2 separate regions of the Mus musculus genome follow, and region 2 is linked to region 1. The links are chromatin loops, found by intact Hi-C in ENCODE. Cell type or tissue: left cerebral cortex. All regions are shown on one strand. Links, peaks and the distances in the headings refer to the core of each region. The heading gives the core; the rest is flanking DNA.

Evidence for each region. Hi-C counts contacts between places; a loop is a spot of excess contacts. Peaks named below come from ENCODE experiments on the same cell type or tissue, not always from the same donor. Only the 100,000 strongest peaks of a DNase experiment are listed, where the experiment ranks them.
Region 2: it touches region 1 in a loop (2.3-fold over the local background); 6 of 42 quality-filtered maps call a loop at or near these places.

Annotation. Positions count from the first base shown.
Region 1 is chr5:139,337,579-139,349,597 of GRCm38, reverse strand. It overlaps Cox19 (cytochrome c oxidase assembly protein 19), which reads left to right and starts at 4,432. Exons shown (of 3, transcript NM_197980.1): 1 at 4,432-4,526; 2 at 6,924-7,035; 3 at 11,223-11,776. The coding sequence starts at 4,445. The coding sequence ends at 11,307. In left cerebral cortex, for the core only: a CTCF peak has its summit at 5,363; DNase peaks (open chromatin) are centred at 4,362 and 5,374; H3K4me3 peaks cover 1,477 bases; H3K27ac peaks cover 577 bases.
Region 2 is chr5:139,744,272-139,756,290 of GRCm38, reverse strand. It overlaps Ints1 (integrator complex subunit 1), which reads left to right. Exons shown (of 47, transcript NM_026748.2): 37 at 1-156; 38 at 291-414; 39 at 981-1,114; 40 at 1,192-1,384; 41 at 2,090-2,217; 42 at 2,718-2,830; 43 at 3,466-3,579; 44 at 4,000-4,070; 45 at 4,262-4,353; 46 at 4,472-4,581; 47 at 4,658-5,009. The coding sequence ends at 4,773. Among named protein-coding and RNA genes, the nearest start is that of Micall2, 14 kb to the right of the region's middle. In left cerebral cortex, for the core only: CTCF peaks have their summits at 5,332 and 5,534 (motif pointing right); a DNase peak (open chromatin) is centred at 5,570.

The DNA.
Region 1 (12,019 bases), core at 4,215-6,714:
CCCCCAGCCCCTCACTGGGGGATCCTAGGCAGGTATTCGATAAAAGAATAAAAAAGAAATAAAAAGGAAGGATATGACCTCTCCTAGGGATGGGGAAGTTTGTTGTAGATATGAGGGCAAGCATAACTGGAGGCAGGGGCATCTGGGAGAGTCCAAAGTGAACATGACCCTGAGCAGGGCCATGTGAGGAGAGGGGTGGTAGAGACTGGAGGGCTAAGAGAGTAAAGGGGACGTGAAAAGAGCCGGATAACCAAAATGGCTGGATTATAGAGGGAAATTCAGCTGTGGGGCAGAGCAGCCCAGCCCCTCAGCGGGAGAAGTTTAGGACAGAGGGCATGATATGCCAGCCATACCCACCTTATAACAAGTAGGAGGCAAGGGATGCTGGGAGAACCTGGCAGCCAGGTCTGCTTTGATATGTTAAATAGGTACCTCCATTTAGTTATTTTTCCCCAGGTTTGAGACCTAACACTCTACTATTGAATTGCATCCCCATCCTAAGTGTTTAAAGACAGGGTCTATTTGTGTACCCCAGGTTGACTAAGTTGACCTGATCCCCTCCCCAGAGTGCAGGCTGGCACTGCAGGGGTGCACCATCAGGCCGTGTGTGTGTGTGTGTGTGTGTGTGTGTGTGTGTGTGTGTGCGCGTGTGCGCACACACACTGAGGATTAAATCTTAGCTTTACTAAGCTAAGTCCCCAGCCCTGGGGCTGTTCTCTTTTTTTAAATTTTTATGGAATTTCTCCACACCCAACAAAGGTGTGGCGCCAACTGTCTCCCACGGTTACTCAATCTACTGAGGGTCTGTTCTCATCAGACTTGGTGGGGCCAGACTGAGGGATGCCCCAGGCTATCCCTGCATGCAGAGCTCTGATTGACTGGCTCGGGCTACATCTATCCTTGACCTGGTGTGGAGGTCAATACCCACCAAAGGTGGCCACATAGATGGTCCCTATCATAGGTTCTTTGAGTAATACGATGTTGTCATCTTCTATCAGAAGGGGTCTGTATTTCCCACACTGTATGGATGCTGTTAGCACCCCAGAAGCTAGGGTATTGAGAGATATAGTTCACACCAAGTTTTTTTTTTTTTTTAAGATTTATTATTTATTATATGTAAGTACACTGTAGCTGTCTTCAGACTCTCCAGAAGAGGGAGTCAGATCTCGTAAGGGATGGTTGTGAGCCACCATGTGGTTGCTGGGATTTGAACTCCGGACCTTCGGAAGAGCAGTCGGGTGCTCTTACCTGCTGAGCCATCTCACCAGCCCCTCACACCAAGTTTTGAGGCCCTAGTGCCTTGCTGGGAGGAAGCCTGGGTAGCCTGGAAGAGCCCAGGTGTAGAACACTAACAGTCTAAGGACATAACCATGCTCCCATGGTCAGCCTGAGTGGACTGGAATAGTGGTCATGAGTTCTTTCACACAACCATGAGGGCTTGAGTTTGAATCCCTAACACTCACATAAAAAGCCAGGCATGGCTGTGCATGCCAGCAACCCCATCTAGGAAACAGAAACAAATGGATCTTGAGAGCTTGCTGGCCAACCAGCTTTGCCAAAAATGATGAGCTTCCAATCCAGAGAGTCCCCACCTCAAAGCAATGTGGAAGAAGATGCTTGACGTCCTTCTGTGGTCTCCACATGTGCACACACAGGTGCATCCAGCTACACACACACACACAGGTGCATCCAGCTACACACACACACACAGGTGCATCCAGCTACACACACACAGGTGCATCCAGCTACACACACACACACACACACACACACACACACACAGGTGCATCCAGCTACACACACACACAAACACAGGTGTATCCAGCTACACACACACACTGTGCAGGGTGGTACACACCTTTGATCACAACCCTTGGAAAACCAGTACTTCCAAGGCAGAGGGAGGCAGAACTTAGTGAGTTCAAGGCCAGCCAGAGCTGCACAGTGAGTACCCATCTTAAACCAAAACAAATAACACAAAAGCATTCATACAAGGCAGTAGCCATTTCCGAGGAATGGCAGGTTAAAAGTTGCTTTCATAGCCCAGACACCAGCCCCTGCTGCTTTCTTGGTTCTTTGGGATGCCTGACAGAAGGTCTGCCACCCCAGGGACAGAGATGTCTTCTTATTTTAAGTGGAAAAGGGCTGCTTGCTGAGTCATAAAAGACACCATTGTTCACAGTCCAGAAAGCATTAATGAATAACTCAGTGTATGGCCTCTGGTCCCAGGCATGGGAAAGGTGCAAAAGAGCTGTTTCTATGATATCAACAAAGTACAGCTTTCCTTCTGAAGTCTCTCTATAACTCTCTCTCTCTCTCTCTCTCTCTCTCTCTCTCTCTCTCTCTCTCTCTCTGATGTGCAGATGTGAGATGTGTATACCCCATACACATGTGGAAACCAGAGGAGGACATCAGCTGCCCTGCTCTCTCTCTCCCCTTTATCCCCTTGTGACAGGGTGTTGGCTGAACCTGGAGCCAGGCTGGCAGCCAGCAAGGCACCCCTTACAATGCTGGGATTAGAGGCCCATGCTACCCAGCCTGGCTTTTGGGGGTGGGGGTGGGAGGCTCTAGGGATTTGAACTCAGGTCCTCATGTTGCTATAGTGAGTGTCCTTGCCAGCTGAGTTCATCCCTCCAGGCCCCGTTTTGAGAGGTGATTGGAAGCAGACCTGGAATGGGCTTGCTGGAGGTCTGGCAGGGAGATGGTACTCCTCTGAAGGCAGCCTGTAGATCTGCTAAATCCAGCCTCCCAGACAGGAAGGCAGGATGGGATCCAGTGCCTGTGGAGGAGGGGAGTCCAGCAAGACAGGAGAGACTGAGTAGATCTGCCGGTCAAGCACCTCTCTGCAGCCCCTGGGAATTGTTTCTGCTTCTGCGTCAGTGATGTTGGGATTCATCAAGGGACTGTAGAGGAAGAGCTGGCCCCAAGGAGCTGCTAGGAGCCCACTGAGCCCATTCTGCTCACTGCCAGGGCCTGGTGTAGTGTAGAACATAGCATTCATGTGTGGCTGAGATGGAATGACGGCCAATGTCCTACACTGACAGCAGTGCAGGGTGGCAGGGTGCGAGTGCTCTTCTCTGTCCCCAAGCTGAAAAGCAGGGGTGCTGGGTATGGGTGTTATTGCCATAACAACAGCAAAGAGTCAGTAGAGTGCACCCCACTACCATAGAACAGTCCCCCCCAAATCCACCTGGCACAGTCCCAGCCCCCAGGACCTTTTGAAATAATGTTGTGGCAGATGTAAGCAGCAGAGGTTAAAATTGTTGGGATGAGCTGAGCATGGTGGAGCACAACTTGAATCCCAGCACTTGGGAGGCAGAGGCAGGTGGATCTCTGAGTTCAAGGCCAGCCTGGTTTACAGAGTTCCAGGACAGCCAGAGCTACAGAGAAACCCTGTCTCAAAAGAAAGAGAGAGAGAGAGAGAGAGAGAGAGAGAGAGAGAGAGAGAGAGAGAGAGAGAAAGAGGGAAAGAGGGAAAGAGGGAGAGAGAAAAAGAGAAAGGGAAGAAGGGAGGAAGGAAAGAAAGAAAAAAGAAAATCAGACAGCAAAGAAGGAAGGAAGGAAGGAAGGAAGGAAGGAAGGAAGGAAGGAAGGAAAGAGAATTGATTGTTGGGATGGCCCTACCCCGGTGTGGCAATGTCATAAAAGGAATACTTGGATACAGAAACATGGGAGAATGTTCCCAGAAGTGGAGGCCCCGGAGGGAGATATCTAGCAGCCCAGAATTACCTAAAATTGACAGAACATCTCAGAGGCTGGGAGAGAACCTGGGCTCCCTGGAACAGACAGCAGGGACAGCAGGCCACAAGAGGGCTGATGACCAACACCTTAGGATCAGACTTCTGGTCTCTTGAACCACAGAAGATGCCCTTTGGGGAGATTTTCTTTTGTTTTGTGGGACTGGCTACATAGCCCAGGTTTGCTGAAAACTCAGGCAATCCTTCTGCCTCAGCCCCCTAAGCGCTGTCTACAGGTGTGAGGGACTGCACCCTGCTTTATTTTCTGTTTGTAAAACCCGTTTGTATCACTGTGTCACGGCACTGGCAGTAAGCTAGCCACCCCTCCTTTAGTGTGCTTCTTTCCCTCTGAGTAGATGGGAAACTCAGTCCCTGGAAGACAGATGGGTGGGATGAAGATCCCGGGGCACAGACTGGTGTCCTCGGGCAAATGGCTGCATCTTTCTGTCCTTATTTGCTAATCAGTACCAAAAGATGACTGCCAGGCTTCTTTCTGCTTCTCAGAGGGCTGGAAACCAAGGGCAGATCCTTTCGCAACACGGCAGGGGCGGGGCTAGATAGGTGAGGCGGGGCTTGGTGGGTGGAGCCTGGGTGGACTCGGGGTGGGGCCAGTCGTCCGCTCGACTAGCTCGACGCTTCCTGGACCCGCTCGGTGTTCAGCCATCTGCCCTGCGTCGCCGTCGCTCTCCGCTCTGGATTTCGCCGTGATGTCGACCGCAATGAACTTCGGGACCAAAAGCTTCCAGCCGCGGCCCCCAGACAAAGGCAGCTTCCCGCTGGACCACTTCGGTGAGGCGAGGCGAGGCACAGGCTGATGGCGGCCTGGGATCGGGTGGCAGAGTTAGGAATACTGAATCTGGGTGGCAGCGTCTCGGGTGCTGAGTCTGAGTGGTAGGGAGTGCTGTTTCTCGGTGACAGGATCAGGGGTATTGGAAGTAGGTGGCAGGATCTGGGATACTGGTTCTAGATGGCAGGGTCAGGGGTACTGGGGTACTGGGTTTGGGTGACAGAGTTATGGGTGCAGGATATCTGGGTGGCAGGGTCAGGGGTACTGGATCTGGGTTCAGGGTCTGGGCTGCTGGGTCTGGGTGGCAGAGACTGGAGTGTTGTCTCTTTGCTATAGATGGCAGGTTTGGGGGCACTGGGTTTGGATGGCAGGGCCTGGGGTTGTAGATCTGGGTGGCAGAGCCTAAGGTACTAGATTTGAGTGGCCGGGTCAGAGTTGCTGGATTTAGGTGTAATGTCTGAAGAGTTAGATGTTGGATGTGACAGGGCCTAGGGTGCTGGATCGAAGGTCTGAGAGCCAAAGTGAAGGAGCTGAATATGAGGGACAGTGTGTGGGGTTATAGACCTGGGTGGCATTGTCATGTGTGTTGATGACAGGATGCTAGAAATGGTGGGTGGGGTCTGAGGTACTGGACCCTGGATGCAGAGCAGTTAATATTACAGGTCCTTCCCGGGTAGTGGGGCTGGGCGTGCTCAGAGCACTGTGGGGGTGCAGTCAGAGAAACTGAGTCTTGAGGGCCCCTATTTCAGAGGGCCACATGTCATGGCTCTCCAAGTAAGACTTGGGGCTAATGTGATAGGATGGTGACAGGCCTCCTGGAACGGAGCTTGATGTTAGGCCCCCTGGCGGCAGCTCAGCTCAGCGCAGGACATACCCACCCTCCCCTAGCTCCAGGCTCTGGGTCTGCCGTGAACATTAGGCAAGGAAATATTTTCAAAAAGCTTTTTGATATCTAACACTGGGGCTGAAAGCCCGGGTTTGGCACATGCTAGGCGAGTGTTCACCTCTGAGCCACGCCTCCAGCCTGGAGGATTTCTAGTCACCGTTCTGAAGTCTGCAGTTAACAGGCCTTTTGGGAAACTGGAACATGGGAAAGAAAAAAAACAAACAAACTGGGAGAGAGTTGGAGATTCAGATTACAGAGGCCGAGCTGGTGCCTGGCACGCACAGGAACCTGAGTCCAGTCCTCAGCACTACAATAATTAAAAAAAGAAAAGACTGCCCTGCCTACCACCAGCACATAGGACATCCCCCCCCCCCCCACCTACCACCAGCACACAGACCTCCCCACAAGTCCTACCACCAGCACACAGCCCTGAGAGATGCAGCAGCCCTCAGCCCTCGTGTTAGTGTAGAAACGGCAGCTGTTAGTGTAGATTAGACGCTTCGGTGAACTGCTGTAGAGACTCCAGCTCCAGGGACAGCTTTAGAGATTACTGGTTTTTTGGGTTTTTTTTTTGGGGGGGGGGGTTCCGAGACAGGGTTTCTCTGTGTAGCCCTGGCTGTCCTGGAACTCACTCTGTAGACCAGGCTGTCCTCGAACTCAGAAATCCGCCTGCCTCTGTATTTTTTAAGTTATGCTTATTTATTTAGTGTGTTTGGGGATATGCCATGACACGTATATAGTCAGAGGACAAACTGTGGAAAACTGGGATCTCTCCACCCCCACGTGTGTCCCAGAGATCAAACTTAGGTTGTCAGCCTTGGTGGCAAGCGTGTTTACCCACTGAGCCATCTCACTATTTTTAGATTATGATTTCATTGCCAACATTTCATTGGGAAATTTTCCATTTAAAATTTTTATTTCAATTCGTTATTGATTCTTCATTTTTTTTTCAAAGGCAGGGTCTCACTATGTAGTCCTGGCTGTCCTGGAACTCGCTGCGTAGACCAGGCTGGACTCAAATGTACAAAGATCCACCGGCCTCTGCCTCCTGAATGCTAGAATTAAAGGTGTGTGCCAATATGACCGGCTTTATTATAATTTTTTTAAGTTTATGTGTATGTGTGTGCATCTGAGTTTGTATATACACCATTTGTATGCAGGCACCCTTGGTGGCCAGAAGCAGGTTTTTGATAGCCTGGAGCTGAAGTTACAGGCATTTGTTAGCTGCTCAATGTGTGTATCAGGAACCAAACTCAGGTCTCTGTCAGAGCAGCCAGTGTTCATAGCCAGTAAGCCATCTCCCCAGCTTCTTTCAGCCCTTTTGTTTTGAAGTACAGGGATTTGAACCCAGGGGACTATATGCCAAACATACACATTACCTCAGAGCCACACCCACAGCCTCACAAAGGGAACGAATTTTGATGGAAACCCTAGTGCTGCTCCTAAAGTCAGCGTGTGAGCGGGTCAGGCCTTCTCTTTAACTAATAGAATGCTGGCTTTCTTCTTTCCCTAGGTGAATGTAAAAGCTTTAAAGAAAAATTCATGAGGTGTCTCCGTGACAAGAACTATGAAAATGCTTTGTGCAGAAATGAATCTAAAGAGTATTTAATGTGCAGGATGCAAAGGTGAGTTCTATTTGTGTGTGTGTGTGTGTGTGCGCATTCACATGTGTGAGTGCTCATGATTGTGGTGAGCCACCGCGTGGGTGCTGGGAACTTGGTCTGTTGCTGGCCTGGATTCACTAGTTAGGTCGCTGACTACAGGCAAGCCAAGGGATCCCTCTCTGCCCCCAGTGCTGGGACCAGCACACCCAATTTTCTCGGGTTCTCGGGAGGGAACTCGGGTCCATTTTACCAACCCAGCCACCGCCCCTGCCACAGCAGAGTGGCTGATGTTTGCCAGGAGAAATCACAGTTTAGCCAGTGAGGAGGCCGCTAACGGCCCTGGAAACCTCCGTGAGTGACAAGCCACAGAGTGAGTGTCCACAGCTTTGTCCCTCCATCTTTAAGCTTTCAGAATCGTAGATCCTAGCGGCGCTGACTGAGCCCAACAGGTTTTCATGCCTTTCACATTCTCGGCCCAGTAAGAACACTCATGGCCTCGCGCTGTCCTCTGAAAGCTGTTTGAAATGCCACCGGGACAATGGCGACTTAAGCAGTAATGGATGATGATGGCCACCCCCACACCCACCCCAGGTTTACTTTTTTTTTTTTTTTTTTTTGGTTTTTCGAGACAGGGTTTCTCTGTGTAGCCCTGGCTGTCCTGGAACTCACTCTGTAGACCAGGCTGGCCTTGAACTCAGAAATCCGCCTGCCTCTGCCTCCCGAGTGCTGGGATCAAAGGCGTGCGCCACCACCGTCCGGCCCCAGGTTTACTTTTAAACAGAACAAAAACCAAAACCTGTGGCGCTCTGCCTTAGGACGAGAGCCATTCTACTGTAAATGTGCAGAAGCAGCTAGCACGCCAGTCCTTGGGGAAGGAGGCCTGTCCCCATCGCTGTGTACACAGGAACTCAGGCACCCCAGCCTCTCTCAAGATGTCAGTGGTCCGCTTAAGCCTGCTTTCTTTGTGTTTAACAAACCCAGACAAGTCCTAGAGGCATAGGCATGTGGGGGTGACAGTGTAGGTGTCTCAGCTCTGGCGGTGACCCCCTTCCAGATAGCTCATGGTTGGAACTGAGCCTCAGCAGATGGCTGAGAATTTCCTCTTGGCTCTGCTGAGCTTTACAAGAGGGCCAGAGTGATCCCAGCCTGGAAGGAGGCTGTGAGCAGGTTCCTGCCTTCCCCACAGCTCAACCCCTGGGTCTTGGTGTCTACAAAAGGAGAGGTTCCCACAGGCAAGCTGGACAGATTCAGCAAGTAAGAGCTTTAGTGGAGCCTGACACAGGATTGTCATCCTAACTGCTCAGGAAGCTGCGGCAGGAGAATGGTGAGGTTGGGGCCAGCCTCGGCTACAGAATAAGTTCAGAAACTATCTGGGCAATTTAGTAAGATCTTATCTCAAAATGATAAGAAAAACAGGGCTGGGCTGGTGAGATGGCTCAGTGGGTTAGAGCACCCGACTGCTCTTCCGAAGGTCCAGAGTTCAAATCCCAGCAACCACATGGTGGCTAACAACCATCCGTAACAAGATCTGACTCCCTCTTCTGGAGTGTCTGAAGACAGCTACAGTGTACTTACATATAATAAATAAATAAATCTTTAAAAAAAAAAAAAAAAAGAAAGAAAAACAGGGCTGAGAATATAGCTCAGTGCTAGAGCACCTGCTTAAAATCCCCTGAGTGAAGGGCTGGGGTGTGGCTCAGTGGTAGAGCCCCTGCCTAGAATCCCCCCAGGGAGGGGCTGGGGGCGTGGCTCAGTGGTAGAGCCCCTGCCTAGAGTCCCCCAGTGAGGGGCTGGGGGCGTGGCTCAGTGGTGATGCATTCCACAGTTAAGTGAAGTCCTGGGTTCTGTCTACAGTACCCCCTCCATACCCCTTTCCAAACCTGAGCAGATTGTTTTGCCCGTAGTGCCTGGCACAGATGCATAAGTAGGGACTCCTACTTATGATTGCTTCGAGGGTGTGGCTACTTTGAGATCCTCTGGGGGGGTGACTAGTCTGCCTGGCAAGGCTCTGGACAGTACCAGCAGAGGTTCTTGCCTGTTTGTCTGTGGGGTGAGCTGAAGCAAGGCCTCCTAGTCCCCGTGCCACACTCGACACCACATAGAACACGTGCGTCAGAGTTGGGAGGGAAGGGCCTGCTTCCATGGCCTATGGGACCTCAGCTAGGCGAGTGCAGGCACCCAAGGAAACTTCTGGCTTTGTCCAGTGTTGGCAAGGGTGTTTTGGTTTGGTTGGTGGTTGGTGGGTTTGTAAATAAATGCAAGTAAGAAAATAAAGTTAAAATACTCCTTCTCGGGCCTCCGGGGCGCGGGGAACCTCGGGGGCTGCGGCTGTCGTCACATCTCAGCTGGCCGTGACCTTGCAGCTCTCCTGCCCCCACCTCCAGAGAGGCAGAGGTGACAGGGGCATGGAATGAGTGTTGCTGGGACAGGCAGGGATCACAGAGCCCTCAGGAAGGCTCCAGAGCACAGCTCAGGGCTCATCTTAGTGTCTCCGGCCTTAGAAATCCCAGGGACAGTTTTCTAGGGGTGTCCCCTTAGGTGACAGAGGCACATTGAGAGCATTCCGTGGCTTGACTTATTCATTTGTCTGTGTGCGTGTGAGGAAGCTGCTGTCTTTCTGTCTGTGGAACTCCAGGGTTGCTCCTGCCTCCACCTCCCCAGCTATGAGGTCACAAGCACACCTTGGTGGCCTTCCGTCTGTCGGTGGGGGCTGAGCATCAAGCATGGCCCCTTCTTGTGTCCAGAGCAAGAACTTCACCGACCAAACCGTCTCCTCGGCCGTTGTTTACTCATCTTTTGGGACAGGGGCTGTGATGGCCTCACTACAGCCTATTTCTGCCCCACACTGGACTCACAGATGTGAGCAAGACCTAAAGTGTCTGGTCTTCCTGTTAGCTGGGCCCAGGCCGGTGGGGACCCGTGGGAGCTGAGCCATGTCTTCTAAGCCATGTCCTTCCTGGCTGATATTTTTGTTGTTGTTGTTCCTTTTCTTGCTCTGAGCATCCAGTGGCAGTAAGAGCCAGCCTCGGTAGGCCTGTGACCTGTGGCTTCAGAGCCACAGAGGAGCCTCCCACAGTTACCATACTCATCTCTGCAACCACTGGGCAGATGGCCTGAAGGTAGGCCTTAGCTTCCCAGAGCTAGAATTCCTGAAGAGCTCCTGGGCAGGGGGGAGACATCTGTCCCTGTCTTTGGCAGATGTGGGGACATCTGCATCTCCAGACCATGAGCCACTTTCCTCCTGGTGCTTGCTTGCTGTCTGACCAGAGCCAATGAGACTCTGATCCTCGGCGTCTCCCTGGTTAGAGTGTGGCCTCCCAGCCGGTCCTCTCCTTCCATATCAGGACATTGGCACCCACAGGCCCTGGGCCCTGGGACTGTCTGCCCTTGGGGATCATGACTGTGAGTAAGGCAGAGATGGTGACCAGATTCACTGTGAGTGTCTACTAGCGTTCTGAGCTGCGGGAAGTGGAGTGTGGTGGGGGAGGGGCGTTTACTGAGGGAATGGAGCGTGGAGGATGGAGGGATCAGCTCGAGTGGGCAACAGCATGAGAGCCCTGCATGTGGACGGCTGGTCAGGAGGCAGGCTGGGGAACCCGGTGCTGGGTTTCCATCTATCTTCACAGGGCAGCTGTATTCCACGTAGCTGTAAAGGCGGTAGAGCCTCACGGGTGCTGGGATCATAGCACTGGTGACAAGGCTAGGTCATTCTATACCACTTTCTGGCCTCCTCTCTCCAAGTACCCCTTCACAGTGACCTGGAGGACTCTCCTCAATGCCTTTCTGCAGTGTGAGGGTGAAGAGGTCTTACCCCCAGCTATGTGCACCCCTAAAGTCTTCACAGGCGAGTCCACACAGCTATGAGGACACTTATCTAGTCCTAGCTCTCCCCATTTCAGCTTGCACCTGTGGGGTCATGTGACCCCACCCACATACCTGACCCCACCCATATCCTCAGCCCCTGTCCTTATGAGCTTGGACCGGCCATGTGGCTGGGAGGGACCGTGAGGCTCACATGACCTGTTGGCTTCTTGCCCTATGGGGAGGACACCACTCTCTGGGTCTGTTTTCCTGTTTTAGATCAGGGGTGGGGGTGGGCTCTGGAGGCCTGGGCAGGTGAATGAAGAAAAGAGCATGGTGGGATGGAGCTCTGCCCACCCCCCAGCCCTTCCTCCCCTCCACCCTGTGACAACATCTTTCTCTTCCAGGCAGCTGATGGCACCGGAGCCGCTAGAGAAGCTCGGCTTTAGAGACCTAATGGAAGGGAAGCCAGAGGCAAAGGATGAATGTTGAGAAGGGAGCCACAGGACCTTGTCCCCAGCCTGGAGCAGAGCTGAGCCCTTCTGCCCACAGTGCAGGGGGACCTGACACTCAGCCCGTGCTGCCCCGTGCAGGGGCTCTCCCTGGGGACTTTAGAACATGGCTCACCCCTGCAGCACACACCGAAATGTTTCCTCTGTTGACCTCGGTTCCCCTCTAGAGAGTGTGTTTTTCTTCCGTCTGTGTGTCACAGGACCCGTCAGGACTGAACCCTGCTGTGATTTGATATCCCGCCCAGAGTGGCTGTCACACCACAGAGCCCTGGCCAGCATTCCACAGCGACTCAGCCTGTCACAGATCTGAGTCCTCACACTGGAACCTGTCAATGAAACCAAGCGACAGGAAAATGTCCGCCTTTTGTGCTCACAGACTCATATCAGCTGGCTTCCCTTTCTCTGTGTTCTCTCCTGTGAACAAAGCTGGAATACAAAGTAGGAAGTGAGACACTGTTTGGCTTTTGACATATTTGACCAATTGTTTTAAGTGTTTTGAGACAGGGTCTCAAACTGCCTATGTAGCCAAGGATGGCTTCAAACTCTTGATCCTTCTGCCTCCGTGTCTGGGGTACTGGGGAGTGGAACCCAGGGTTCCCTGCAGGCTAGGCAAGTACTCTACTGCCTGAACCATGTCTCTAGCACAATTTCTTGCTTTTTAAATGACATTTTATTTATTTATTTATTTATTT
Region 2 (12,019 bases), core at 4,500-6,999, 410 kb before region 1:
CGAGGCAGAGACCAGGAGCCAGGATGGGGACAGTGCTGCACGCACCCTTATCCAGACCCGGCTGCCCCTGCTGCTTAGCTGCTGCCGTAGCAATGATGAGAGCATTGGAAAAGTGACCGAGCACCTGACCAGCTGCATCCAGCAATGGGGGGACAGGTACCTGAGTCCCCACTGTGTCCCCTTGCCATAGATGGCTGCTGTGTCACCTGGGAGTGGCTCCTTCAGTACATGTCCCTCCCCTGGCCACACCATCCCAGTGACCCAGTCCCTCTCCCCTCTGCTCTTTCCAGTGTGCTGGGCCAGCGCTGCCGAGACTTGCTGTTGCAACTGTACCTGCAGCGGCCAGAGGTCCGGGTGCCAGTGCCCGAGGTCCTGCTGCAAAGTGAAGGTGCCACCAGCAGCAGCATCTGCAAGGTGAGGGACACAGTCTCCACAGAGCAGGGGGTGGGGGCTGGAGGATGGGGTGCGGGGGGGGGGCTGCACCATCAACCTCACCACAAGGTGAGGGGCATAGTCCCCATAGAGCCTGGAGTGGGGGTGCCATCAGTCTCACCTTAGCTCACCTCACCAGAGCTAGACCTTACTGTGCTAGGCTCTTCCTCTGGATGCAGCTTGGGGCAGAGGGATGCCCCTTCCCCTTTCTGTACCCAGGTTGTGGGCAGACAGGAGTCAGCACATGTGTGTCATGTGGACAATATGGGGCCATGGCCTCCATCACGAGGGTCGTGCACTGTCACCCCAGAGTACCCCAGAGGTCTCCACCTCCTACCCATTCTGGCCAGCTCCACTGTGCCTCAGCAGGGCAGACCAGCTTGCGTCCTCTGGAGTTTTGTGTGAGGGGCCACATGAGCTCCTGCCTTTGGTGTGATCGCTAGAGTGTCCGTGCTGAGCGTGTGTCTGCTGCTGCGTGATGTCCTGGGCCATGAGGGGGTAGGGGGAGTTCAGACGGTGTATAGGCAAGTAGTCTCCCCTCCCCCTAGCTGGACGGCCTCGTCCATCGCTTCATCACGCTCCTGGCAGACACCAGCGACTCCCGGTCTTCTGAGAGCAGAGTGGCTGACGCCAACATGGCCTGCCGGAAGCTGGCTGTGGCCCACCCCGTCCTGCTGCTGAGGTGCGTGCTGTCACAGCCTGTGGTGCTGGGTGACTCGGGGGAAGGTGTAACCAGGGACATTCTTCTGCTCTGCCCAGGCACCTGCCCATGATCGCAGCCCTCCTGCACGGCCGCACTCATCTGAACTTCCAGGAGTTCCGGCAGCAGAACCACCTGGCCTTCTTCCTGCATGTGCTGGGCATCCTGGAGCTGCTGCAGCCGCGTGTGTTCCAGAGCGAACACCAGGGGGCGCTTTGGGACTGCCTGCGATCCTTTATCCGCCTGCTCCTGGTGGGTGCCAGGCAGACTGTCCCCCACATTCCTCAGCCGTACATCCTCCCATGGCCCCTCCTGTCCTTGCCTGACTCCCTTCTGCTCCTACAGGACAGCCTGGAGCCAGGGCCAAAGCCAGGCCACTGCCCAGTGGCTTCTGTCTCCACTGTCTGAAGACCAGCTCTTCACTGAGGCTCCTAAGCCCCAGTATCCCCTGCCTGGGGAATCCACATTCAAGTCCCATGGGTGCTATTTGTTGGTGTCATATGCCTAGTATATACATAATATTATGAAAACAAAAGCCAGGCCAGCCAGGTGTCAGAGTAGCACACCTGCAATCAGCACGAGGGTAGCTGAGGCAGGAGAATTGTAAGTTCTGCACCAGCCTTGGCTATAATATTGAGGCAATATCAGGGTCTGACTCAGGGGCTGGAAGGAGGGCTTAGAGATTAGAGAGCGTTAGCTGCTCTCGCAAAGGAAGACCCTGGTTTGGGTCCCACCACCCACATGGTGGCTCACAAGCATGAGAAACTCTAGTTCCAGGACACCAGACACCCATGTAGTGCACAGACATACAGACATACATTCAGGCAAAACATTCGTTCAATAAAAAACAAAACATCAGGCCCCAGTCAGGCTAGCTCTGTGCTCATGGCTGTCATGGGGGTCATGTATGGTGTAGAGGGTCTGAGGAAGCCTCTGGTGGTTCTGCCTTCTCTACAGAACTACCGGAAGTCCTCCCGCCACCTGGCTCCCTTCATTAGCAAGTTCGTTCAGTTCATCCACAAGTACGTGGGCTGCAGCGCACCAGCAGCCGTGGCCTTCCTGCAGAAGCACGCAGAGCCCCTCCAGTGAGTCCCCACACCTGCCCAGGCTGGCCAGTGGCCCCACACTGGAGCCAGGAGGGGCAGTCCAGACAGTGAATGTTCTGGTCTGAATTGCAGCCTTCAGCTTCATCCCCACTTGCTCCTCCTTACCCCTCCTCCCCATTCACTCCTCCTCACTCACCTCTCTTCCCCATTCACTCCTCCTCACCCCTCCTCCCTATTCACTCCTCCTCACTCACCCCTCCTCCCCATTCACTCCTCCTCACCCCTCCCTATTCACTCCTCACTCACCCCTCCTCCCCATTCACTCCTCACTCACCCCTCCTCCCTATTCACTCCTCACTCACCCCTCCTCCCCATTCACCCCTCCTCCCTATTCACTCCTCCTCACTCACCCCTCCTCCCTACCATTTCTCTTTGCACTTGCCTAACCCCAGGCCCTCCTTCCTGCCCTGCTGCTTCTCCTTGCCTGGCACTCTTCCCCGCCTGCCCTCCTCTGAAGTGAACCCGTGCTTCCTCCACAGTGACCTGTCCTTTGACAACAGTGACCTGGTGATGTTGAAGTCTTTACTGGCAGGGCTCAGCCTGCCCAGCCGGGATGGGAGAACTGACCAAGGCCTGGATGAGGAAGGCGAAGGTAAGCAGACAGGTGAGCTCTTGGGGGGGGTTGTAGGGAGGGTCCTGGTGGGTGTGGCTGAGCCCTGAAGCTTCATCTGTCCTCTGTGTGTGTGTGTGTGTGTATGCGCACGTGCGTGTACGCGCACGGTGCCATGACCAAGCTGACTGAACAGAGCCGCCTCATGGAAATGCTTGGTTCTGCTTCAGACATTACCTTTCTGGATGTTTCCCGTGTGCTGCCCGGGCAGGTTGGTCCTTAGGTCAAGGTCTTACACCTACCTCACTTGCCTGATGGTGGCTCATGCTCCACAGGTGGGACGCTACCCTTTGCTGCCTCTGTTGGCCAGATTGACTGTAGTCTCGGGCTGCCTGAAGGCACATAGAAGGTCCTTCATAGTGGACATGCTGCACAGACACAAGCCTCCCATGTGGAGTGGCACCTTGTGGGCAGAGGCGAGGGAATGCACTCCTAAACTGGCCCGCATCCTGACTGCCACCCTCCAGTCCTGACCACCACATAGACTAAGCATAGTGTGGCACCCTGGATAGTGGCCAGTGTGCCTCTGGGATGGGCATGGTCTTTCCATAGAGTCTGCAGGTCTGGCTGGGCCCTCAGTGTTCAGCCATCACCTGACCCTGACTAACCTTTCACAGATGAGCGTTCGGCCGGCTCCCTACCCCTGGTCAGTGTCTCCCTCTCCACCCCACTGACTGTAGCCGACGTGGCTCCTCACATGAAGAGGCTGTCCCGGGGCCGGGCTGTTGAGGGTGAGTGAGCCCCCTGTTCCTAGACCACCCTGGATCCACTGAGCAGTTTGCTTAGATAGCACAACGGACCCCCAAACGCATTGAGCTTCTTAAGGAAGACCAACAGGGTGGCTGGTAGGTCTGTCAGTCTTCAGAACAGAACCAGGGTGGACTAAAGGGGTTTGCTCCAAGTATCCATTTTACAGGGCGAGCCACTGGTCATGGCTTCCCAGGAGACCAGTGTGAGGCCAAATGGGGAAGGCATAGGATATGTCCTAGTCAGGATAACCACTGAGCATGGTACACAGTTCCCGGTGCATCTTGGGGAGACTCTGGGAAACTAGGATGCCTGGGGACTGTCCCTTCCTGTCTCAGAGTTGCTTGGGGTAGGAGGCTCCCCTTAGGTCCCCATAGACCCCACAGCCTGGTCTTTGCCCTCAGATGTGCTCGAGACCCTGAGTGACATAGACGAGATGTCGCGGCGGAGACCTGAGGTCCTGGGCTTCTTCTCGGTGAGTAAGGCTGGAAAGAGCCCAGGTTGGGGTCTAAAGGGCAGTACTCACCCCTCTGCCATGCAAGCGAAGCACTGCCCCAGACAGAAGCAGGAGGCCAAGTGGGCTGTCCCACTGCCCTGGTGACAGCTTGTGGAAGAGTTACCATTAGGGTGAGTCCCCACGGTGACACTCTTCTCTCACGTGAGCAGACCAACTTGCAGCGGCTGATGAGCTCAGCGGAGGAGTCCTGCCGCAACCTGGCCTTCAGCCTAGCACTGCGCTCCATTCAGAACAACCCCAGGTAGGTGAAGCCCCAGCCTAGGGCCACTGTCACCCCAGCTAGCTGAGCCAGGCATAGGAGGTCAGTGCATATGGGTCCTGGGCCAGAGGGCAGTGACCCATGAACATGTCTCTTGCAGCATCGCTGCTGACTTTCTGCCCACCTTCATGTACTGCCTGGGCAGCAGAGACTTTGAGGTGGTACAGACAGCCCTCAGGAACCTGCCAGAGTACACCCTGCTCTGCCAAGGTGAGTCGCCCACCCAGCGCCTGCCTGCTGCCCTGGGAGGCTGGCCCACAGCTGTCTGACCTCAGCTCTTCCACAGAGCACGCGGCTGTCCTGCTGCACAGAGCCTTCCTTGTGGGCGTGTACGGCCAGATTGACACCAGCGCCCAGATATCAGAGGCCCTGAAGATCCTACACATGGAGGCTGTGATGTGAACTGCTCCTGTTGCCAGGCCTCCAAGCCACACCAGCGAGACAGCCTGTCCAAGACACACCTGCCCTGGACAGCCTCGCCCTGAGCCCCTTGAGGCTGGAGCATCCACTGGTACTGAAAGTCCTCTTGAGTGCTCCTCCTGTCCTGGAGTCACAGGAGATATGATGGAGAGAGGCTGTTCTGCCAGCAAGGCAGGCGCACTGAGGGCAGTTTCAATGAAGCTCGAGTGCCTGTGTGCTGTGTGGTGTCCTGTGTTGTCCCTGGCCAGTGTGGTGTGGGTTCCTGTACTTGGTATAAGACTTCCACGGTGTTGAGCAGAGGCCTGGGAGGCAGAGTCTGAGGCGTTCCCTGACGGACTACCCTGCAGGCTACCTACACTGGCAGCTGCCTTCAGTGGTATAGCCTGCTTGGCTCTGGGTTCATTACCCCAAGCTCAGCTAGGCGGGCGGAGTGGCCTCACCCTAAACAGATGATAGAGCCCTGTGGTTCAGGCAGGAATGGCCCTAGTAGCCTGTGCTTCTGGGCAAGTGTGGGTGGCCCCAGAGATGAACCTCCAGTTCCCACCCACCATGGGGACAGCAGGGTGCTGATTGCAGCTGGTGTATAGTGGACCATTCTGTGGAGAGCATTTGTCTCTGGTGGACTCATGTGCTCCAAGTTAAGATCAGAGTCATTCTCAGAGTGGCCAGGACCCCTTCCTAGGGGTGCAGACCACCTCCCCCTGACTATCCCTGCAGGGTTGTCCCTGGTGGTTGGCTGTTCCATCTCTGGCCACCAGGGGGCACTGTTTCCTAAAAAACCAGCTTCAGGTTCCCCAGATGTCATTCTGCCTTTGGCAATGACCTGGGCTACACAGGCTAAGTTGTACAACTCCTGGTCCTATCCTGGCCACTGAGCCAGCCCTGCCTGCCCACACACCTTCCCAATGCATTGCCACTATTGCCAGTCTCCCATTCTCATGTCTTCCACAGCAGTGTAGATCTGATGACTGGGGACCAATGGGCCAAGGCTGCCTTTGTCTCTAGGAAGGTTCCTGGGGTGTTTTGGGGGACCAGGTTGGGCAAAGACTGAGGGACAGGAGTCAGCTTCAGGTAGCCAGTTCCTCACCAGGTCTTCATATACCCACTCAAAGCAGCAGGTACGTGTGTAGGTGATGGTCTCTCCATGAACAGGTAGGCTGGCAGTGATGGCCTCTGGGTAGCTGGGGGCACTGGACACAGGGAGGTTCCTGTGTACCCTGCTAACACCCGCAGCCCTCACATCACTGCTCTCTAGCCTTCTGGCTTCTGGTCCAGGCCAGCTCCAACCAAACCAGGTTCCCCTCACCCCCACCTCCCAACACACACACCTTTTGAGAGGCTGCAGGGCCTGTCCATGGCACCTGGGCTCTACCCTAGGGGCCCTTAAATAGGACCCCTAGAGCTGGGTAGCGACTCTTCAGTGTGAGCCAGTCCCCCCATGCAGAGAGGGGAAGGTTGTCCACACCACCCAGCGTGGCAGCCACTGGTCTCCAGTGCAGGCCACTGTACAGTGTGCTTCCACCTGTCAGGGCACCGAGTGGAAGCACAGCCTGGCATCCAGGAGTCGGCACGTGCACATTCCATCTCCTTGCTCACTCGGTGCCCTGAGCCTGTACTTCGGTCACTGTCCCTTGGCACATGTGCTTGTCTTCAAGTACTGCCTTCTCTCTTAGATCTGAGTTACACAGAAGGCGAGTGGTGCCTTCCCTTCCTGCCCCACAAGTTTGGGATGATGATGGGAACTCCGTCGTGATGGAAGAGCTTGTGTCTGGATCATCACATTAGTGCCTCCTTCTGCCCCGCCTCACACCACAGTATGGGTGCTAGACAGCCGTGACTGGCTCTGGGCAGGTGCAGGAATCCAGGGCACTGCCCACATGGGCATCCAGCCAAGGCCTGGAGTTCAACAGTCCGGTCCACTGAGTCTTGGGTCTTGGCTTGGGCTTCTTATACATGGTGCACGCACGTGTACACACACACACACACACACACACACACACACACACACACACACACAGGAGTTTCTTTGTGTAGTTCTAGGTGTTCTGGAACTTACTCTGTAGACCAGGCTGGTCTTGAACTCGGAGATTCTGCCTGCCTCTGCCTCCCAAGTGCTGGGGATTAAAGGTGTATGCCACCACTGCTTGGCTATGTGGCACAGCCTTAATGCAGCAGAGACCCAGAGCTCATGGACACCAAAGGCAACATGTGGGTTCATCTGGCCTGGGAAGTGTTTTCTGCTATATCAGACAGCAGCTGGGTGCCTGTCCTCAGCTACTCCCTTCTGTCATATACAAGACGCTAGTCCTGGTGTGACAGAGACTAGAGGCAGCAGGGCTCCCAGCCTAGTCACTTGTGCAGAGAGCAGGGGTCTGTTCACACCCAGTTCTGGGGCTCACAAGACAGGGCAGGGTTGTGGGTAATCCCAGGTTCTGGATACGGGGTGTGTGAGGTGTACAGGGTCACTCATCAGGATCATAAGGCTGGTAGTGGGGCTGGAATCTCCAGGTCTGTCTGATCTAAGGGCAGAAGGTTGAGGCTAATGTCAACCTGGGAATGAGACCCAGCTTGGGGCTGTGAGCCTGCCTGCTGGAAGGACTAAAACAGTCAATCATGGCCTTGAACCTGAGCCCAGAGGGGCTGCTGATGCTCAGGCCACTCTCAAGCCTGTTTCCCCTCCTTGTGATGGGCAGTACTCACTTCCCACAAGGCTGCAGGGTTGAGCAGAGAAGCTGTCCCCATGAAATGCTGAGAGAGGGGTGGGGCCAGGTAGAGGGTGCCCTGTAGTCCATGCTCACTGCATAAGGATACTTCCTAGTCTATGTCCCAGATAGCCAAGGTGCTGGGGCCAGGGCCTGGGGACGAGAGGGTCCCTGCCTGTGCATGCACCAGGCTAATGACTTCCATAGTTCCTGGGAGACAAAAAGGCGAGTGTGTCCTCAATTCAGTGTAGCCTAGCTGAGATGAAAGGGCAGACCTACACAGAAAGGTCTGTGGTGGGGTGCCTGCAGGGTCCCTGACAGTGAGGGGCTGTCTGGTGGAATTTCTGCATAGTATGACATGGCAGACCAGGCTAGTCGAGGACAGACACCCACAGAATGCAGAAGGGCACAGGGGCAGAGATCCCAGCACAGCCCGTGCCCCAGCTCTTGACTTTACCTCCTCCCCACCATCAAAAGTCCAGAGGTTTGGGACACCTGATGAACTGCAGGACAACTCTGTTCTGATTGAAGAATTGGGTTATCGCACTGCAGTGGGGCAGTCCCCCAGGAGACCCCAAACTAGGCCCAGGGTCTCACCAGCCCTCGGCCACTTTTCATTGTGAGGAGGAAGGAAAGATGGTTAAAGGACAGTGTCCCAAGTCCACTTCCTTCCCTGTGGCTGCTGCCTGGTGCCTTGATTTGGGGCGTGGTGTCGTGGTAATGAGCCTACCCATTTCTTGCCATTAAAAAAAAAAGCCATTGGGGTTCGCTTTGAGCTCTGGTAAGCTGTGACCTTCATTTGGGGACAGTTTATACCACACTCAACCTAGCAGGGCCACTCATCTTTTCTGCCTTGCTGACAGAGCAGGGAGGGCTATATATAGTGGTTCAAGGTTGTGTTTGTGGGTGGGCAGCTAAACACTGGGGGGTTCTGGGGACTTGCCTCTTCCCACTTCTTCCTGAGGGCAGCCAGGCACTCTGACCCAGTTAGCCTGGTCAGGTAGGCTAGGGTTGTGCCAAGTTAGATCGTACCTGGAGAACTTCTGGAACTGCAGCCTCTTCCCTCCTGGAAGGCGATCTGCTAGATACTCAGGAGGACAGGCAGGCTCAGGCAGAAGTCCTGGATTTCTCCTTCACCTCTGCACAGCTGTAGATCTGGCAGGACAGCTTTTTGGCTCTTGGTCCGCTGGGGCTCACTGGAAGCATGAGAAAGTAACATGTTGAAGGGACCTTAAGGGACAGAGGGGAGTTTTCCAGGTGAGTTCATCGATTCATTAACTTTCTGCTGGGGACTCAGGACTCTCGCTGTCCCTGTTGGGCATTTATTTGCCCAGAAAGAAGTTTGTTTCCTGTAGCTCCAGAAAGGGAGACCAGGACCAGGGGAAAGGAAGGCCAGCTAGAAGCCATGCCTTCACTCAAATATCACTCAGCAAAGGCTCAGCCACACTCGGCCACCCAGAGAGAGGGACTGCCTCAGGGCAGGAACCTCTGCTGTGCCCAGGGCCCCAACAAAACCTCCGTAGAGGGGTCTGTTGCCTATCCACGGCTCCGCACTCAGCTCCTGCTTGGGTCACATGTCCTGGGAGCAGAGGTTCTGGGGACAGTGCTGGATCCCTGATGTCCTCATCCCTGGTGGCAGGACAGCAGGGGACCATGGGGTTTTGTAAGGACCCCCCCCCCCCCCCGTGAGCTGCGTAGGGTATGTCCCCCTGGGAGCTGAGGAGTCTCCTAGGAGGGTGGGTAACAGCGGGGGTTGGCCAGGATTTGGGCCTGCTTGATTCCCAGCTGGCTGAGCCCTCAGGCACACTTTTGAGCTATAGGGAGGCTGTGGGATAAGAGTGTGAAATGCATGGTGTGCAGACACCACCAGCTTCTGGTGCTGTGTGGACAGAGAGGAGGTGTGATTTGACAGGGCCGCACAGCCAACAGCACATGCCAGTTCCCTCCGTCCATGGGTCCTGCTGCCCTCAGCACCAAGTACTGTTTGCTGAGAGTATGGAAGGCCGGGCCCTATTACAAGGGGTTCCTATCAATGGTATGAAGAGGATTAATAATGTATTTATAGCGCATCGTTGTGGTAGCCGAGAATGATCTATAAATGTGCGGTAAATGTTTTATAATGTTTTTGTAACCCGTTATAAATGATAAATGGACGACTCTAGATGCGGGATCAAATATTTATAACACATTGTGTGCGACGCTGGCCTGCAACAGTTCAGGAAAGCCATTAATAATAAAGTGGATGGAAATGTAAAAGTTACGGGCATGCCCAGCAAAGCCATTTGTAATGAAATGTAAAATTTGGCTGTTGGAAGCAGCCCGTGGCCAAAGCTGGCCAGTGTCTCCCATCTCCTAGAGGCCAAAACAGAGGTGAGAGAGAATGTCCGTAAGGTCACTCAAAGCTACTAATGCATCCATGATGGCCAGCACTCTTCCATGTAGCCTAATTAATTAGCTAGTGGGCCTGAAAACAGGATTCACCGCCTACCCTCCTCCCCGGCCTGGAGCCACAGGTACAGTGGTCTTGGGTGTTAGGGAAGGAGACTCCATGTGGATTCTGTATGGGATCCAGATTGCTACCTCCCGCCCAGCCATCCAGACAGTTTGTGAGTAAAGTCACGTGGGGAACCTCTGGGTAGCATCGTGATTTCAAGGCTCTGACAGTCCTGCAAGAAACAGCTCACTTTGGGCCTTGCTGCTCTGTTTCTCTTGTGCCTGCTCATTTCCTGCTATCCCGGTGTCTCCACTCATCAGCCCTGAGCCAACCACCATTTCAGGGGCACACTATGTGAGGGTACCCTCAGAGGCCAGAAGAGGGCACCAGATCCCTTGGAGCCGGAGCTACAGGTGGTTGTAAGCCAGCACACACCTCTGACCAGCCTGCACTTTACAGATGAGCCATCTCCCCAGCTCCCCTGGATCCCCACCTCTGCTCCCTTAGGAAGAAGTGTCACAGCAGGGAAACTGAGGCTGGCCTGGAAGTCCCATCTCAGGCCAGGGAAGGCACTCAGCAAGACACCAACTGGACAGGCCAGATCTCCAAACCCCTCCCCGCATTGGGATGGGGCAGGGCTGGCCTTGGAACCTTGTTTGCTTCAGCCAGAGTGAAAAATGGGGTGCACAGAGGGCCAACGAGGCTGGGGCAGGGTGCTGTCCTCTCTAGCTCTCTCCCAAGCCGCTTTGTGGTCCTGTGTTTTGCCCATCCCTACCCCAGGGCCTTTGCATGCCTGGCCCTCTGGCTCTTCCTCCTTCTGAAGTGAGGCTGATGCACATATCCTTCAGGGCTCAGTTCCAACATTCTCTCCTTGGAGAAGTCTTCCTGGACCCTTGTCCTGCCTACACGTGTGCTAGTGTGCGCCTCATGACACAGATCCAGTGGCAACCTCAGCCACTTTGTCCCCAAAGGTCTTTGCTGTCTGGCCCTGTGGAATCACACTACAATACACTATACACACACATACCACTCACATACACATACATCACACACACACGTACACCATACACATACCACATTCACACACCACACCACACACACACCCCACATACACACACGCCCCACATACATCATACCACACATACACACACATACACCGTAACACACACTACACCACACATATGCCACTCACACACACACACACACCCTCACATAAATGCACTCACATACACACTATTCGCACATACCACACACATACACACACAGACATCACATACACATAAACACACACGTGCACATATGCACATATGTACTGGAGTCTCGTAGGTGCCACTGAGTTATTGGCATGTAGCTAGTAGTAAAGGCTTAAGTTGCCCTAAGGGAGCCAAGCAGAAGGGTTTCACCAAAGCCCATACCCACCCTCTCTTGGTAAAGACTCAGTCCCTAGCCAGCAGACTGAAAAGCTCCAGCATGCCTAGTGTTTGGGGACACATCAGAGAACCCACAGATAGCTAGTTGTCCTGGCCACAGAGGCTGCTGTTTCCACAGGCTGGATGGAAACCAGAGAGGGACTTAGGGTTCAGTGTCAAGTATGGTGTACTGGCTAGTTTTGTGTCAACTTGACACAGCTGGAGTTATCACAGAGAAAGGAGCTTCAGTTGAGGAAATGCCTCCACGAGATACAACTGTAAGGCATTTTCTCAGTTAGTGGTCAAGGGGGAAAGGCCCCTTGTGGGTGGGACCATCTCTGGGCTGGTAGTCTTGGTTCTATAAGAGAGCAGGCTGAGCAAGCCAGGTGAGGCAAGCCAGTAAAGAACATCCTTCCATGGTCTCTGCATCAGCTCCTGCTCCCTGACCTGTTTGAGTTTCAGTCCTGACTTTCTTTGGTGATAAACAGCAACGTGGAAGTATAAGCTGAATAAACCCTTTCCTCCCCAACTTGCTTCTTGGTCATGATGTTTGTGCAGAAATAGAAACCCTGACTAAGACAAATTGGTACCAACATAGTGTGGTTATTCCTGTGACAACATGACCATGTTTTGGGGAGGACTGTGGAAGGACTTTGGAACTTTGGGCTTGAAGATCCATTTGT